Linked DNA regions of Homo sapiens: region 2 is linked to region 1. Evidence: chromatin loops called from intact Hi-C (ENCODE). Cell type or tissue: heart left ventricle. All regions are shown on one strand. Each heading gives the region's core, and the rest is flanking DNA. Links, peaks and the distances in the headings are about the cores only. Region 1 overlaps CTTN (cortactin). Region 2 overlaps PPFIA1 (PPFI scaffold protein A1).

Region 1 (8,329 bases), core at 311-8,310:
CTTGGAAAGTTTCGACTGATATTCGTGGCCGACAGCTGACTGGAACAGGGTTCAAACACAAAGCATTAGACACCAACAACACTGCGGCGCTTCACTTCCTCCCAGAGCAGGGCTGGGGGAGGCCACATCCTGGTCAGTGCAGGGAAACCTTACATTAACACACCCATCTGGGGAGCCAAGGAAGGCGACACGACTCCTGGGAGGCCCGGGTCCTTGGTGCAGGCTTTTTTTTTTTTGAGACAGAGTCTTGCTCTGTTGCCCAGGCTGGAGTGCAGTGGCGGGGTCTCGGCTCACTGCAAGCTCCGCCTCCCAGGTTCACGCCATTCTCCTGCCTCAGCCTCCCGAGTAGCTGGGACTATAGGCACCCGCCACCATGCCTGGCTAATTTTTTGTATTTTTAGTAGAGACGGGGTTTCACCGTGTTAGCCAGGATGGTCTCCATCTCCTGACCTTGTGATCCACCCGCCTCGGCCTCCCAAAGTGCTGGGATTACAGGCGTGAGACACCGCGCCCAGCCCTTGGTGCAGGCTTTCACGGCCCACCCCAGCCCTTGGGCTCCTGGAAGCTGCACACGAACCCTGGACACAGGTCGGGGCCACCAGTGGGGATTTCTGACACGACCGGGCATGAAGAAGGTACACAGAGCTGGCAGCCTGTGGCAGGATCCGTGAGACCCGCTGGTGTGGAGACTGCTGGCATCTACTGAAGTGGGACCTCTGTGAATCACATGACCAAAGAATCGGCACAAAAAATAGTCTGCCAGCAAACTATTTTGTTCTAATAGACTATAAACAAAAATAGTCTGCAAGACACAGGCTCACACTGGATTTCCGCTGAGCAGCACCCTGTTCAGGCAGGAGCCAGCTGCCGGCTCCCATGCCAGCTCATTTCAGCATCATTAATGTCGTCAGCCCCCATCAGCGCACACAGGTTTGGGGACCTTCTGTTCGCCAAAGCCAGCAGGTAAAGCCCAAGGTTCCCCTGGGCTTTCCAGACCCGGCACCCAGCTCTTCTGTAAATAACGCCTCTGGGACACAGCCACAGCCATTCACAGGTGTGCTGTCCACAGCTGCTTGTGTGATTCAGCAACTCCGTTCGGCAGTTCTATTGAGAGACCCTCTGGTCCACAAAGTGGAAAAGATCTCCTACCTCAAAGCACTGGCCCTGCTCCAGTCCTGACACCGAGGCCCCAGGGTTCTGAGGCTCCCTCCTCACAGCAGAGCCGGGTCAAGGACTCCTTCACAGACAGTGCGGGCACATGGCCCAGCAGAGGGCGTGGAGAAAGTCCACGGCACATCGGGACCCCTCTTCTCACTCCCTCTAGCATGTGGAGCCACTCATGCTAACCTGCTAACCCAAGCAGCATCCCACACCGGTGCTGACGCAGCAGGCAACTCAGAGAGTGTCCACTATTTCCCCTATTGAAAAAGCAGGTCTTGCCCTAAGCCTTGGGCCTGTGCTGCGCCCTCTTCTTCCCACGTTTGTTTTGAGGTTGGCAGCTGACTCTCTTTCCACATGAGCCATCACCTCCAAACCCTCTGTGGCAGAGACTGCCCATCCGTGTCCTCCGGGGTCTCACCCAGAAAACAGAGATGAAGGAGTGGCAGAGGCAGACGTGCCAAAGGGATTCCCCAGCATGAGTTTTCATCAGAAGGAAGTTACAGGAAAACTGATCTAAAGACATGCCCAGAATGACAACTAGGCAAAGTTTCCAGCTTTTTGATTGAAAGGGATTCATCTCCAAAATTGCCTTCGATTTCACATTGACAAAATCTGTTATTAAACAATCACGCTGGGGAGATTGTATCTTGAAGCCTGAATATGTAGACTCAGGGCTACGGGATGCAAGGAGACAAGGGATCAAGAAGGAAGCCTGCCCCGCGTGATGGATGCAGCCACCGCTGGCCGCAAGGGAAAGGTGCAGTGTGCTCAGGCCCCAGCATAAACAGAATCCTGACAGCCCGTCCAGGCTCCTCTCGCGTGTGCTTGTCCTCAATGTCTTCTTTTGTTCTGGAAGTCTCTAGCACATATTCCTCAAGTCTTAACGCAGAGATTTCAATTTTTTATTTTTTTTTTAGTTTCTGGAGTGGGCAAGTTACAAATAACTTAAGCCGTTTCCCCTTCGGTTTGGAATCTGAGTTTAATCTATTTATTTCCTGAGACAGCGTCTCTCTCTGTCGCCCAGGCTGGACTGTAATGGTGCGATCACAGGACACTGCAGTCTCCACCTCCCAGGTTCAGGTGATCCTCCCAGCTTAGCCTCCCAAGCAGCTGGGACTACAGGTGTGCACCACCATGCCCAGTTAATTATGTTTTTGTAGAGATAGGGTCTTGCTATGTTGCCCAGGCTGGTCTCAAACTCCTGGGCTGATAAGATCATCCTGCCTCGGCCTTCCAAAATGCTGGGATTACAGGTGCCAGTCCCGTACCTGGCCCTGAGTTATTTTTGACAACGTATCTGTCCCATGGTGCTGACCTGAGCTGAGCGCTAACCTGGCCCCGATGCCAGCTGGGACTGAGCAGCAGCAGCATCCCTTGCTGGACTCGCCCTGCTAGGACAGCTCTCCAACTTGCCGGCTGAGAGGTGAGAGCAAGGCTCCATAAGCCTCCTTGGTTCCATGAGAGCACTGGCCTAAGGGGGGGGCACGTGGCACTGAGCCAGGCACAAGGTGAGGATGACAAGTCCCGACCCTTGAAAAGCCCAGCCCGGAGGGGAGTCTCCCTGGGAAGGACAGCAGGATGAGGCAAGGACAGCTCATGAGGGAAGCAGAGGCTGCTGTGGAGACCGCACAGGAGAGAGGGAAGTGAGGGCTCTTCCAGGGAGCTCCTGGCACTCGGGAAGGCCTGAGCTGCAGGTTCTAGGGTGAGCGAGATTCGCGCTGAAAAAAGGTGCAGGCCGAGCAGCAGCAGAGAAGCCACAGCAGCTTCCCTACCAGGCTCTCCTGACACGTTGCCTTTCTTTTCCCCAATATGTAATTTTCCCAACCCACAGCAGGGAGCCCCATTTTTAGAATAAATGTCTCTCTGCGCTAACTCCCCACAAGCCCCCTAAGCACAGGGCTCGCCTCAGTCTGCAGTGGGAAAGGCTCCTATCTACTTGCTTCGTTCACTGCACTGAACACATGGATTCCGTCTGTCCGTGTGCACACGCTTCGCTCGCTGCACTGAACACGGATTCCGTCTGTCCGTGTGCACACGCTTCGCTCGCTGCACTGAACACATGGATTCCGTCTGTCCGTGTGCACACGCTTCGCTCGCTGCACTGAACACATGGATTCCGTCTGTCCGTGTGCACACGCTTCGCTCGCTGCACTGAACACATGGATTCCGTCTGTCCGTGTGCACACGCTTCGCTCGCTGCACTGAACACATGGATTCCGTCTGTCCGTGTGCACTTGCTTCGCTCGCTGCACTGAACTCAGGGGTCCGTCTGCCTGTTTACACTCCTAAAAGCTACCAGACTTTTTTTAGACTCCAAAGATGATGATTCTGCACACATTGCTCTTCTCGGTGTCAGGGCATCTCTGTGGTAGTGACGCAGCAACATCCATGTCTCTTTCCTGCAGAAGGTCCCTCACCCCACTCCTCCCCCAGGCTATTTATGGTCGTGGTTTGGGGTGCCCTGCCGGCCCACCACATCATCTACTCTGCGGGGGACAGAGCAAGGTGCAGCTCACTGTGACACGGCAACATCATCCCGTGCCCAGCTCAAATGTTCATCTGGCTGGTGCATGAGGTGGGAGAGGGGTATGGAATTACCGGCTGGAATCCGACACTGGCTAACACACTTCTTTCCACAGAGTAAAGGCAAGCATCTGTCAGGTCAGAACAAGCTTATGTTGCTCAGACTCAAAAGTTCACCTCCAGGATGTCTGTTTTACTGAAGAAACATGCAAACACACTGCGATCTCTTCCATCTTCTCTCCAGGAAGGAAAAGGTAGCCCTCCTGAGCTAACGTGGCTCCCTTTCTTAAGGTAGAGAGGACCTAAAGCACGGGTGCAGCCGGATGCATTTGGCCAACGTCCTCAATCAACGTCTGCGTGGCAGTCTGCATCCCATCAATGACAGCTGCTGGGAGGCTTGCCCAGACCTCTCGAATAGAGTGAGCACTGTCCCCAGCCTGGTACGCGCCGAATTTACACGAGGGAGACTGCTCTGATGGTCACTGAACGCATGAAGGATGTTAGCCAGGCCTTTGGCTGGATTCCGTGTGTGCTGTGAACCATGGGGACCTACAGATTTGACTTTGGTCTTCGGACTGGCATGACTTAGGCTACAGACTGGAACCACAGGCATTGACAGTGATGACACCTAGAGCCAGGATGCTTCTGGACTTCTGTCCTATCACAAGGCTGCCTCTGAGGGCCAATCTCCCTCTCTGGGCCTCCCCACTAACACCCGTGCTCCAGCACCTCTGAGGATTCCTAAAGAGCTTTGAAGAAAGCTAGAGTACTTCATGAGTAAGTCCAATCAACAGGGGTCTACTCCGGGCAAATCGCAACCTCAGCAGATGGACTCAAAACTGCTGATCTAAGGAAAGACTGAGGGACGACTCTGCCACCCAGTCTAGTGGTCCAAGCACACCAGGAGCCTGGCATAGGCAGCCGCGGGCCACTTACCTTATCCATTCGGTCTTGTTCCACACCAAATTTCCCTCCATAGCCATGGGAAGCTTTTGGTCCTGTTTCAAGTTCCTTCTCCTTAAGGGTCTGATGCTCTTGAAAGACATTCTCCCTCAGCTTGTGTATGCTTGATGGAAGAGATGAAAATAGGAACAGATCAATAAAACAGACGTGCAGCTTTGCCTCCTGGTATGATAAATAAGAACAGGTGACATTATCTTTGTAAATTTGTAAATCTGCTTATCTGATGTTCACCGATTCTCTCCCTGCACTGTGCCTTCCTGACTATTCTGCCGGCTGGTACACCCACTTCGGCAGTCTGCAGTATCAGACGCATGCTCTGTGGGAGACAGAACACGAATCTGAAGGCAGACACTGGGATCATCCCAAATCCCCGCTAAAGATGGCTCTACTGAAGCCTGACCTTTATTTCACACGCAGAAAATAGGAAAGCTAGTCTGTAATCATCCAGAGGTAGAGGGGGAAACACGAGGCTATGGTCCCTTCCTCGGCCACTGGCAGAAGTCCAGTGGTGCTGAACATTCAGATGATTCGTCTGTACTTGAAGTACTCCAGCTTTTTTATACATTCAAAGATGAGAGGAAAGCGTTTCAGAATTTAACATCTAAATGCCATTAAAAAATTTTAATACAGCAGATAATGAAACAGATGACAAGGTTTGCTCAAATCTGGTAGGCCAGACACAGCTGTCATTGAGAGACCCCAGAGTGATAAGAAGGCCACTTTGGCATTCGGACTTTCTGCCCAGGAGACACCAGGACGCCACCTTTGACATCTGGACGACAATCCTAGAATTGAAGATGAAATACAAACCAGGCTTGGAAACCGCCCAATACCCTTATGAGCAGGAGAAAGAAAGACACCACTCCTAAAACCTGGGAAGGCCCCAGAGCATGAAGAATGGGCTTATTCCCCATGTGTTCCTCTCTGAATCCTAACCAGCCCAAGGGTTTTGTACTGGAGAGTTGTTTTTTCTCCAAGCCACCCTCCGAGACATGTTTTGAAGCCACAGGGAACAGAAGAGATGAGAAGAGGTATGATGACTCAACGAATTCAGGAGTCTGCTTAACGCCATAGCAAATACCCAAGGCTACAGTGGACTCCCAAGTCAGCCCCATTCCAGTCTCTTGTCCTGGGCAGCCGCACGGCCACCGGAGTTCCGAAGCTGCTTCTGTGGAAGGGAGTGTGCTGAGCAAGCCAGAGAGGGACTAAAACTTGTGTATAAAAAGCCACTGGGGGCCAGGTGCGGCGGCACACACCTGTGATCCCAGCACTTTGGGAGGCTGAGGCAGGAGAATCACCTGAGCCCAGGAGTTCAAGACCAGCCTGAGCAACAAAAGCAAGACCTCATCTTTACAAGAAATAAAAGCACTTAGCTAGCCATTGTGGTGTGCGCCCATGGTTCCAGCTACTCAGGAAGCTGAGGTGAGAGGATCGCTTGAACCCAGGAAGTCAAAGCTGCAGTGAGCTATGATTGCACCACTGCACTCCAGCCTGGGTGACAGAGTGAGACCCTGTCTCAAAATAAATAAATAAATAAATAAATAAATCTTTAACAACAAAATAAAAAGCCATTGTGCAGGCTGTGCCTTCTTTTCTGGAGGAAGGACTAAATCTTTCTCAGCTGAAGGGACCGTGGTCAAGCGGGACAGTCTTCCCGGGATACTGAGGCGGTCACCGGGTCAGTGGTGCTGCCTTCACAGCCAGGGAAAGGAGGATCCACTCTGAACCCAGCGTGGCCTAAAATAAAAGTCTGAGCATATTTTAAAAGTTCCTTTTATCTACACTTTCTGACGAAAAAAAAAACTGCCCCAAGAGCTGGCATTTTAGATAGTGCCAAGTGAGAAACAATGACAGGGTTCACTCAGTGCCCAACTCTGGGCTTTCGATAAGAACACAAAGCTCACAGTACCTCACTATTAACACATAATCATTTCCAGATAATAAAAAAAGGGACAGGGCATTTAAGGTCTCAGTTATTCAGACATCTCATACTTTAGAAACCTCTCGCTTGTAAGGTAGAGCTTAGGGACAAATGTTCCCTGATAAAAGCCACAATACTGAGAAGCGGACACTCTAAAATTATAAATACGGAAATTGTTTGCAATGGGAATTTAAAAATTACTGAGCACAGAAGTATCTAAATATACACATATAAACACACACATTACACAAATACACATATATGTGTGTGTCTTATATTCATTTACTGCATGGGTATCAGGTCAAGAAGATAAATGCAGTTTCCACACGGGCTGTCCCTCCACAGATGACCATGGGCCCTGTTGCACCTGGGGCTCCATCCGCAGAGGGGCCCTCGGGAGGGTGGTGGCGACGCCTCTTACTTGATATGCTCCTGGTGCCCGGAGCCCTGCACCGTCTTGGCACCCCATCTTTGCTCCTTCTCACTCACATCATTCTGAAAAGAAAAGCGACCAGTAAATCTCACAGCCTGGATTGTGACACAGACAAACCACCACCCCATCAAAGAAAAACCCAGGAGAGCCACTTCCACTTCATGAAAGAGGAAAGCAAAGGCTGGCGGCTCCTACCACAAAATCAGGGTCGGTCTCCCAGTCATCGGCCCCCGCGTCATCCTGGGCGATGGACACAGCGTGGCCTGCTGAAGCTTTCCACATCTGAAAGAGCAGCCGGGGAGGGTTACGGAGGCCTCAGGGCGCCATCCACAGAGGCCAGCAGATGAGCCCTTTGGCCAAAACTACCGAGATTCTAGGCAACCCAGGAGGACGAGGCTGCAGGACCAGCCAATCCTTCATGATCCATAAGCCTGACTGACAACCACAGGAGTAAAAGAAATTTCACCTCGGGGTTCTAACACTGCCGTCACCTGACGTCAGAAATATACTGGAAATACTATTTGGCTTCACCTTGAGTGAGAAAATTTTCTGGAAAATAAAAAAGTCGTGTGTGCACTTATTTATTCATTAAGAACATATTCCTGTTCTGTTCAATCATATGATGATAGTTTCCAACCAAAAATAAAAGCACCATTTTGGATTATGTATTATAAATATACTAAATGTTACTAATGGTAAATCTCATGGTATGTGTATTTTATCACACATTTTTAAAAAGTGCACCCATTTTGATTTCAAGTGCTTACTGAAACCATAACAATAATTTTCCTAATTCAGACTTACAATTTAATAAATGTTTCAAGTAGTTTATTGGAGAATTGCTTTACTCTCTACTTGGAAGAAAACAGGAATATAAAATGCCACCTTTTCCTCTATCAGGCAGCTCTGCAAGTGGGCAGCCACCTTCTCCCTCAGCCCTTGAAGACTGGAAGGTTTTCTCTGTTATACAGAACAATGGCACATCTGTAAACCCTAACAAGACAATTCTTGTAACTGCAGTGGTAAAATATAAAATTTTAAGGTTTTTTTTTTTTTTTCAAACTATGTATAAAAAGAAGTGATTCCTTTTCCACAGAAATAGTAATACAATTACACATAGGCCACAGAGCAACTGAGAGATTATTTTAAATCAAACAACCATAAGCTGTGCCCAGGGGTCTGAACTGAGGACACCCAATTCACTTTTTCTCAGGTGCCATGTTGGGACTCTAGCGCCCTGAATCAGGACTGGACAAAACCCCTTCGCAGCTTGAGAATGTCCCATCTGGCTCCTCTCCCTCCAGCCTGGCTGGGTCTCAAGTCCAAAT
Region 2 (8,329 bases), core at 183-8,182, 78 kb after region 1:
ATACAACCTAAGTGACCTATTTATAAATGAGACAGAAATTAACTTTTTTTTTTTTTTTTTGAAACAGGATCTTGCTCTGTCACACAGGCTGAATGAAGTACAGTGGCGCAATCTTGGCTCACTACAACCTCCACCTCCTGGGTTCAAGCGATTTTCATGCCTTAGCTTCTCAAGTAGCTGGGACTACAGGCGGGTGCCCCCAGGCCTGGCTAATTTTTATATTTTTAGTAGAGATGGCGTTTGGCCATGTTGGCCAGGCTGGTCTTGAACTCCTGGCTGAAGTGATCTGCCTGCCTCAGCCTCCCAAAGTGCTGGGATTACAGACGTGAGCCACCACGCCCAGCCAGAAATTAACTTCCAATGCATGAATAATAAAGGGGTGAGGGTTGGGCCCAAAAAATGATCCTAGTGCAGGGGCTGGCAAACTAGAACCTGACGGCCAAAACCAGCCCACTGCTTGTTTCTACAAATGAATTTTATTGGAACATAGCCAGACTCATTCATTTACACGTTATTTATGGCTGCTTTTGTGCTAATGACTTGATTGGCATAAAATTATTTAATTACTCATAACTACTAAAAGCCTAAAATATTTACAATCTGGCCCTTTATAAAAACCACTTACCTACTCTCATTCTAGAGAATAAGAATGATAAACAATTTCCCATACACACAAATGGGGCATGGACTTAGCAAACAATAAGTTAATTCAGTGACTGGATAACTGTGCATACCTTTTCCACTTTAAAGAATAATTCCCATTTTCGGTAACAGCTGCTAACCACTGTTACACACGCCTGCTCAGGGGCAGATGAGCAATCTTTTGGCAGAGGGTGGGAAAGCTCCAGCATGTCCGTGTTATCTAACTTACCTTATCTTCCAAAGCAGCCATTCTCTCTTTAAGATGAAGTTGAAGCCTCTCATTAGATTCTGAAAGCAGCTTGTCAACAGTGTCTGATAAACGTTTATTATGTTCTTCGTTCATTTTTTCTCTTTGCCTTGCCTAAAGCAGGAGAAACAAAGTCTTATAAACCTCACGTAAATCCTCGATCATTATTTTAAAAGCACAAGGACCAACAGGGTGAGCCCCATGTGTGCCCTCCCCTCCCCCAGTTGCTCCCCACACTGCCATCTTGAGTGGACTTTTGCATGGTGACCAGAACCAACTCATGGACACAGGGAGCACGGGACAAGTCTTGGAAAGGTCATTAACTAGAAGGTCCCACTGCTCCTGCCACAGGACTCCTCAGGAATGTCACTAGTTGTTAACTGTCAGAGGGACTTAAGGAGCAGATTTATAGCAGATATTTAGAGGATGAGCCTGTCTCCACGCTGGTAGAGGAATTTCCCCTTGTGTAACTAAAAGCTTGGGTCTGGATTTGGGGAGGAAGGGTGAACTTAATTTACAAAGCAAAAAAGTTAAAAAGTTTGTTTTGGAAAAAAAAATTGTGCTAGAGAGACCTTCATATTTTTTCTTTATATCTTTATGTTGCTTAAATTTCTCGTAATGGAAATTTACATTCAAAAATTATAAATAATTACCTTAAGTAATTTTAATATGTAGTAACAAAACTGACATGTCTATTATTTTATAAAACCATAATCAAATTCATGGTTTAAAACCTTTGTTTCTCAAATGACAGGCAGAAAGGGACAGGAAGTGTCAGTAGGTGGCACCTGTCCAGGTGGCACCTCCATGCCCTCATCGCCCAAGTGCCCTTGCAGTGCTCAGGGGGCTCCTCCCAGGCAGGAGGCAATGGCACGGGGTTACGACGTGCACCCGAGTCATGCTGCCCAGGCAGGAGGAGACAGCCATGAGACCGCGCCATCAGCAGTGCATTCGAACCCCGTGCGCCCAATTTCTGCACTGGGAAAACATGGGTAGTGACCTCTCCTTTTCTCATAAGGTCTAACATGTAGCAACTATCATTACCTGAAAGGGTCCAGCACATCATGTGCCATACGGAGTATCGCATACTTCCTCTTGGGAAAGAAACAATATCCTTCTTTGTGCTTATTTTCCGTCAGCATTTAAATAATTTTTAAAGAACACAGCTTAAAGTTCACTGTTGTGTCTGTGAGCATGAGTGTGCATTTTGGAAGGGGAGGTGGGGACTGCCTAAAATGCACCCTCTCACTGGGAGTCGGAATCGTCGTTTCCCAGAAGCTCCTTTGATTCTCTGCAGGGCATGGCCAAGAATACAGATTTCTGGTGAAAACAAAATCTAGTAGCCTTAAATTAATGTTATAAAGTGGGCTGATGTGACGGTGCAAGAGTTCTAAAATTAGACGCTGCATGCTTCCTTTCTCCACCTACTTGTTAAAGAGAAATCTACCCCAAACCCCAGGCCTGGTACCAGCTGGCCCTGGGACTGCTCTTGCTATATCTTTTTCCTGGATGTTCCATATTGACATCCACCCAACTCTTTCAGGAAAACAATCTTAGGATTCAATGGACAGAAGTCTCCACTGCCACACTCCTTCCTAGTGCTTTTTATTGTAGCTCAATTACGGTGTTGCTCTTGCTTAGAAACATTCATTCCAACACGCCATTATGTTTGGAGTATTTTAACCTGGGACAGAGGTCAGGCCTCTGACCTGCATGTGGGAATTCAGTGCCATATCCTAGAAAAGTGGACTAGTCATTCAGGACAATGGACCTGCCTCTACATTTGCAGGGGGTAGGGGGGCCACGCCGGTACCACAGCTACCTAGAACAGTTCCCCTGATAGGCCGCTAGACAAGCAAGAAGCATTTTTGGACACCTGAAGTACTGCCTAGGATCTCAAATTTCTTCCGCAGCTCCCAATACTGACTGAAAACAACTACTGTGTGGGATGTACGCATTAGCAGGCGACTCACAGATGAGGGTGCAAAACAAATGCACGCGACCAGAACTGAGCTGGAGGACCAACATCTCAGTCAGGGGTGGGAGGCCCTGAGCTCCCCACAGCCGAGCAATGACCTTGCAGCACCCACTCAGCGCCCCCACCCTCAGGGCTGCATGCTCACCCGCTGCAGTTCTTGATTCTTCTCCTCCAACTGTGCTTCCATCTGTCGTAACCTTTCTTCAATGTTGCCGTGTCTCTCTTCAGCCTGTCAGCAGAAACAGCGTACGCTGACGTCATCCTTACACTTCATTAACGACATGCTGCATACCACTGCAGTGGCAACAGGCACAACATGCTCTGCGTGGGCTGCTCCGCCATACTAAATGGAAAGCATGTACTCATCCATCAACACAGCCTACGGGGCTTCACGTGCTGGGCCATGAGGTGGCTAGCCCTCTTGTGTTGGTGATTCTGAAGCATGGCTGCTGCTGGCGACTGACTGGGTGTTTTCCCCCCAACCCCTATGCCCAATCTCAATGGAGTCGTGATTCTCCCATCCTTGGACTGCTTCTGGTTAGTAAGCATGGAAAGCAGAAAGCAGCGGCAAGCACAAGCAAGGAGCAGTGCACCCATTCTACCTTCCTAAGCTTGGAAGTAAGTTCCAACAGTTTAGCTTCCTTAGCAGCAGAGCTCCCAGAAGACAAAAGGTCAGACTACAAAGCCGACAAGGGACAGGAAAGATAACAGGGGAGAAAAGAAATCGAGACTTTAAAAGCAGATCATGGAGTGGGAGGATAGGTTCTTACAGCTGTTAGCAACAAACTTGCTAGAAGGAACAGGTGTGTGAGCCCTAAAACCATCTGAATGGTCCAGAAGGATGCCCTCCCCAGCAGCTTGAAAAGCTTGAGCAAGAAGACTCAGGACGACAGACAGGGGCCTCAGCTCCTGCTGCTCGCCTGCCTGGCACTGCAGTGCTGGGCTCCCCACGCCCCAGAGGCTGGGTTTGTGCCCGGTGATGCGCTCCCTGGGTACTCGCCGATCCCAGGACCTATGACAGCATTTGCCTCTTTAGCTGCTTCCCTCATGAATGGGGAGAACTTGGAGGGACTGTGTCTTGCACATGCCTAGTCAACAGTTGTTGGACAAATGAATAAATATTACTTAAAAACACATTTTTAAGTAATTTCAAAATAATAAATATTACTTAAAAATACATTTTTAAGTAATTTCAAAATAATAAAATTACTTAAAAATGTGTTTATGAAGAATTTATCTTGATGGTGTTTTTAAAAGAACGGCATCTTCCTATTTCTGAGAAAAACTACCCTTCTTTTACAGAGACTTCTATCCTATGCTTAAGCTGGTGACCAAAACAATTCTAAGAAGCAGTAACTCTCAGATCACACATGCCGTGGACAAATAGTATACAGCTCACAAAACCAAGGTAGACTTCGGGATAAAAGGATCATGTCTGGCATTTACAAAGTGTTCCAATCTCAGATGAAAGAGCACTCAAACCAAATCCGTGCTCTTCCACGGATTTAGGTGCTGATGTAATAAGAACAGTGACAAACAAGGTACACAGGCAAGGCACAGTCACAGGCCTGGCAGCCGAACCAGAATGAAGCTCATGGCACTACCTTGGAAAGCGCTGCCACCCTCTGGGCCAGCTCCGCCTCCACCTCCGGGAGCGTCTCTGCCTTCCTCAGTGTCTGTTGCAGCTTTTGCTCTGCCAATTCCAAGCGCTCCTGTAACTGGCGGTTTTTATCTTCAGTCTATAAAATGAGAGCAAAGCATCAAAATGCAACAAATCTTCTAGCTGATCAGTTTTTAACAGATTGAAACAAACTGAAATGCAGATACAGACTAAGAGAGTCATGATGGAAGAGCTACAGTGATGGGAGTTGCTTCTGGGTCAGGTTTTTGTTTTTGTTTTTGTTTTTGTTTTTGTTTTTGAGACATAGTCTCGCTTTGTCACCCAGGCTGGAGTGCAGTGGCACAATCTTGGCTCACTGCAACCTCCACCTCCTGAGTTCAAGCAATTCTCCTGCCTCAGCCTCCTGAGTAGCTGCAATTACAGGCATGTGCCACCAGGTCTGGCTAATTTTTGTATTTTTAGTAGAGACAGGACTTCGGCATGTTGGCCAGGCTGGTCTTGAACTCCTAACCTCAAGTGATCCACCCGCCTCAGCCTCCCAAAGTGGTGGGATTACAGGTGTGCGCCACTGTGCCCGGCCTGGGTAAGGTTTTCTTGCTGCCAGGAGTACATGCCCACTTTCCTGGTCTTGGTTTCAATGTGCAAAACACCTCTTGTCAAAGTGTTTGCTTTTCCTAAATAACTTTTAAGAAGCTTTTTTTTTGTTTGTTTAAAGACAGAGTCTTGCTCTGTCACCCAGGCTGGAATACAGTGATACTCGTAATTACAAGAATAAGTATGGTTTACGAAACCACAGGAGACCCAATTTCTTACTACAGACTTCACTGCCTTTTTTTTTTTTTTGAGACGGAGTCTAGCTGTGTCACCCAGGCTGGAGTGCAGTGGCACAATCTCGGCTCACTGCAACCTCCGCCTCTTGGGTTCAAGCGATTCTCCTGCCTCAGCCTCCTGAGTAGCAGCTGGGATTACAGATGCGCGCCACCAAGCCCAGCTAATTTTTGTATTTTTAGTAGAGACGCAGTTTCACCATGTTGGTCAGGCTGGTCTCAAATGCCTGACCTCATGATCCACCTGCCTCGGCCTCCCAAAGTGCTGGGATTACAGGTGTGAGCCACCGCGCCTGGCCGCATTTTTTATTTTAGAGACGGGGTCTCGTTCTGTGGCCCAGGCTGGAGTCCAGTGGCACAATCATAGCACAATGAAGCCTTGAACTCCAGGGCTCAAGTCATCCTCCCTCCTTAGCCTCCTGAGTAGCTAGGGCTAAAGGCACATGCCACCATGCCCGGCTAATTTATTAATTTTCTGTAGAGACAGGCTGTTCTCACATTCCTGGGCTCAAGCGATCTTCCCACCTCAGCCTCCCGAAGTGTTAGAATGACAGGCATGAGCCACCGCATCCGACCAAGACTTCATTTGTCATACTATTCATGTATCATAGTGCTCCCACTTAGTTACAAATAGCCAATTGCCTTGAAGTTCTTTGCCACTCTCTGCTCCTTTGGTAAAAATGCTAACAAGCAATAGATTAACTTTCAATTACAACAAAAGAAAAAACTGAGGACAAAATTGGTTAAATCAAATCCTACGTAATCAAAACCTCTAAACTGAAGGAACTCCCACATGTCTTGAACATAATATTCTAAGGTCATAAAAACTTGATATTTGGACTTGATTTCCAACATGAAAGTGAGAGAAAAAGGGTCTTTAACTTCATTAATAATTAACTAAAGCCAGACAAAGGTCGATAAAATCCATTACCTGTCGATGCATAGAATCTTTATTTGCAATTTCATTTTCAAGTTTATCATTGAGGTCATGCACAGATGTGGCTTCACGCTGTGCAGCGAGGTAGCGTTTTTCAAGAGTAGTGATTCTCTCTTCCATATCTTCCTTTTGGGCCATGGCCTAAATTAGGTATTTCAGAGGGGACAAAAAAGTAGGTAATTAACGATTACACATTAAGATACTTAAGAGAGAAAAAAACTGAAGTAAATCCCAAATTTCCAATCAAATTAAAAATTAGCATCCTCAGGCCAGATACAGCAGCTCACTCCTATAATCACAGCACTTTGGGAGGCTAAGGCGGGAGGATGGCTTCAGGCAAGGAGTTCAAGACCTTGTCTCTACAAAAATATTTTATTTTGTTTTTTGAGTCAGAGTCTCCCTCTATCACCTAGGATGGAATGCTGTGGTGCAATCAAGGCTCACCACAGCCTTGACTTCCCAGGCTCAAGGGATCCTTCCACCTCAATCTTCCCAGTAGCTGGGACTACAAGCGCACACTCCTATATCCAACTAATTTTTAATTTTTTGTAGAAATAGAGGTCTTACTATATCGCCCAGGCTGGTCTTGAGTTTCCTGGGCTCAAGAGATCCTCCTTGGCCTTCCTTTGGCCTCCCAAAGTGTTAGGATTACAGGCGTGAGCCAGTGTCCCTGGCCAAAAACATTTTAAAGAAACAAAAATTAGCCACGCATGGTGGCACGCCCCTGTAGTCCCAGGTACTTGGGAGTCTGAGACAGGAGGATTGCTCGAGTCCAGCAGTTCAAGGCTGCAGTGAGCTATGATGGCGCCACTGCACTCCAGCCTGGGTAACAGAGAGAGATCCTGTCTCAAAAATAAATAAATAAATAATAATGTCCTCAAAATTAAATTGATGAAGATGTCAATTTTCTCAAATGTGAATGAAAATGTAACTACCTCAAATACCATAAATATTCACCTATACGATTAACAAAGACTTGTCTCTCTTAATACTATGTCTGGCCACTCAGTTGACCAAGCTTTCCTGTTTCTACATAATATTATAAAAATATATACACTCAAATATCTAAATATTTTTCAAGGAGGTGAAAGTGTCCTCAAAGAAGACGCAGTCTACGTCTGCCTCACGCTACAAATGGTCTCACACAGGACAGGGTGCGGCCTCTCTCAGTGGACACAGTAGTGAGATACAAGTCTCACTTTCTAGGATAAGGGTTGGATGAACTCTCATACAATTACAAGACTCAAGCATATTGACAAATGGAAACAGAAGTACCAGTTTAATTTAATTGGATGCAACTACCTGAAGTCTACAAGATGATTACTATACAGTTTCAAACACTTAAGGCTAGGACCAGAACTTTTTGCTTGAGAAATACCTGTCCTCCACCCCCAGAATTCACTATTTTCAAGTTGTTCCCTATTTATAAAATGACTAAAGTTAGCAAAGTCTAAATATTACAAGTGATAGGGGAAAAAAGCTCAACATCACCGATTAGACAAATGCCAATCAAAACCACAATGAGACAGCATCTCACACCAGTCAGAATGGCTATTGTGGAAAAGTCAATCAGTAACAGATGCTGGTGAGGTTGTGGAGAAAAAGGAATGTTTTCCTGCTCTTGGTGGGAGGGTAAATTAGTTCAACCATCGTGGAAGACAGTGTGGAGATTCCTCAAAGACCTAAAGATGGAAATACCAACCCAGAAATCCCATTACGGGGTATATACCCAAAGGAATATAAATCGTTGTATTATAAAGACACACGCACACGTATGTTCACTGCAGCACTATTCACAACAGCAAAGACAAGGAATCAACCTAAATGCCCATCAATGATAGACTCCATAAAGAAAATGTGGTACGTATACACCATGGAATACTATGCAGCCATAAAACAGAATGAGATCATGTCCTTTGCAGAGACATGGATGGAGCTGGCGGCCATTATCTTTAGCAAACACAGAAACAGAAAAACAAAATACCTCATGTTCTCACTTATAAGTGGGAGCTAACTGATGAGAACACAGGGACAGACAGAGGGGAACAACACACACTGGGGCCTATCAAAGGGTGGA

Evidence for each region. Hi-C counts contacts between places; a loop is a spot of excess contacts. Peaks named below come from ENCODE experiments on the same cell type or tissue, not always from the same donor. Only the 100,000 strongest peaks of a DNase experiment are listed, where the experiment ranks them.
Region 2: it touches region 1 in a loop (11-fold over the local background); 2 of 110 quality-filtered maps call a loop at or near these places.

The regions. Positions count from the first base shown.
Region 1 is chr11:70,406,252-70,414,580 of GRCh38, reverse strand. CTTN (cortactin) reads right to left here. Exons shown (of 18, transcript NM_005231.4): 3 at 7,197-7,283; 4 at 6,990-7,063; 5 at 4,621-4,750; 6 at 1-39. The coding sequence starts at 7,283. Among named protein-coding and RNA genes, the nearest start is that of CTTN, 12 kb to the right of the region's middle. In heart left ventricle, for the core only: no CTCF peak of the experiment used is centred there; a DNase peak (open chromatin) is centred at 4,090; H3K27ac peaks cover 3,202 bases.
Region 2 is chr11:70,328,237-70,336,565 of GRCh38, reverse strand. PPFIA1 (PPFI scaffold protein A1) reads right to left here. Exons shown (of 28, transcript NM_003626.5): 8 at 6,247-6,393; 9 at 4,472-4,606; 10 at 3,013-3,096; 11 at 872-1,003. Among named protein-coding and RNA genes, the nearest start is that of MIR548K, 48 kb to the right of the region's middle. RefSeq lists a silencer at 7,058-7,194. In heart left ventricle, for the core only: no CTCF peak of the experiment used is centred there; no DNase peak of the experiment used is centred there.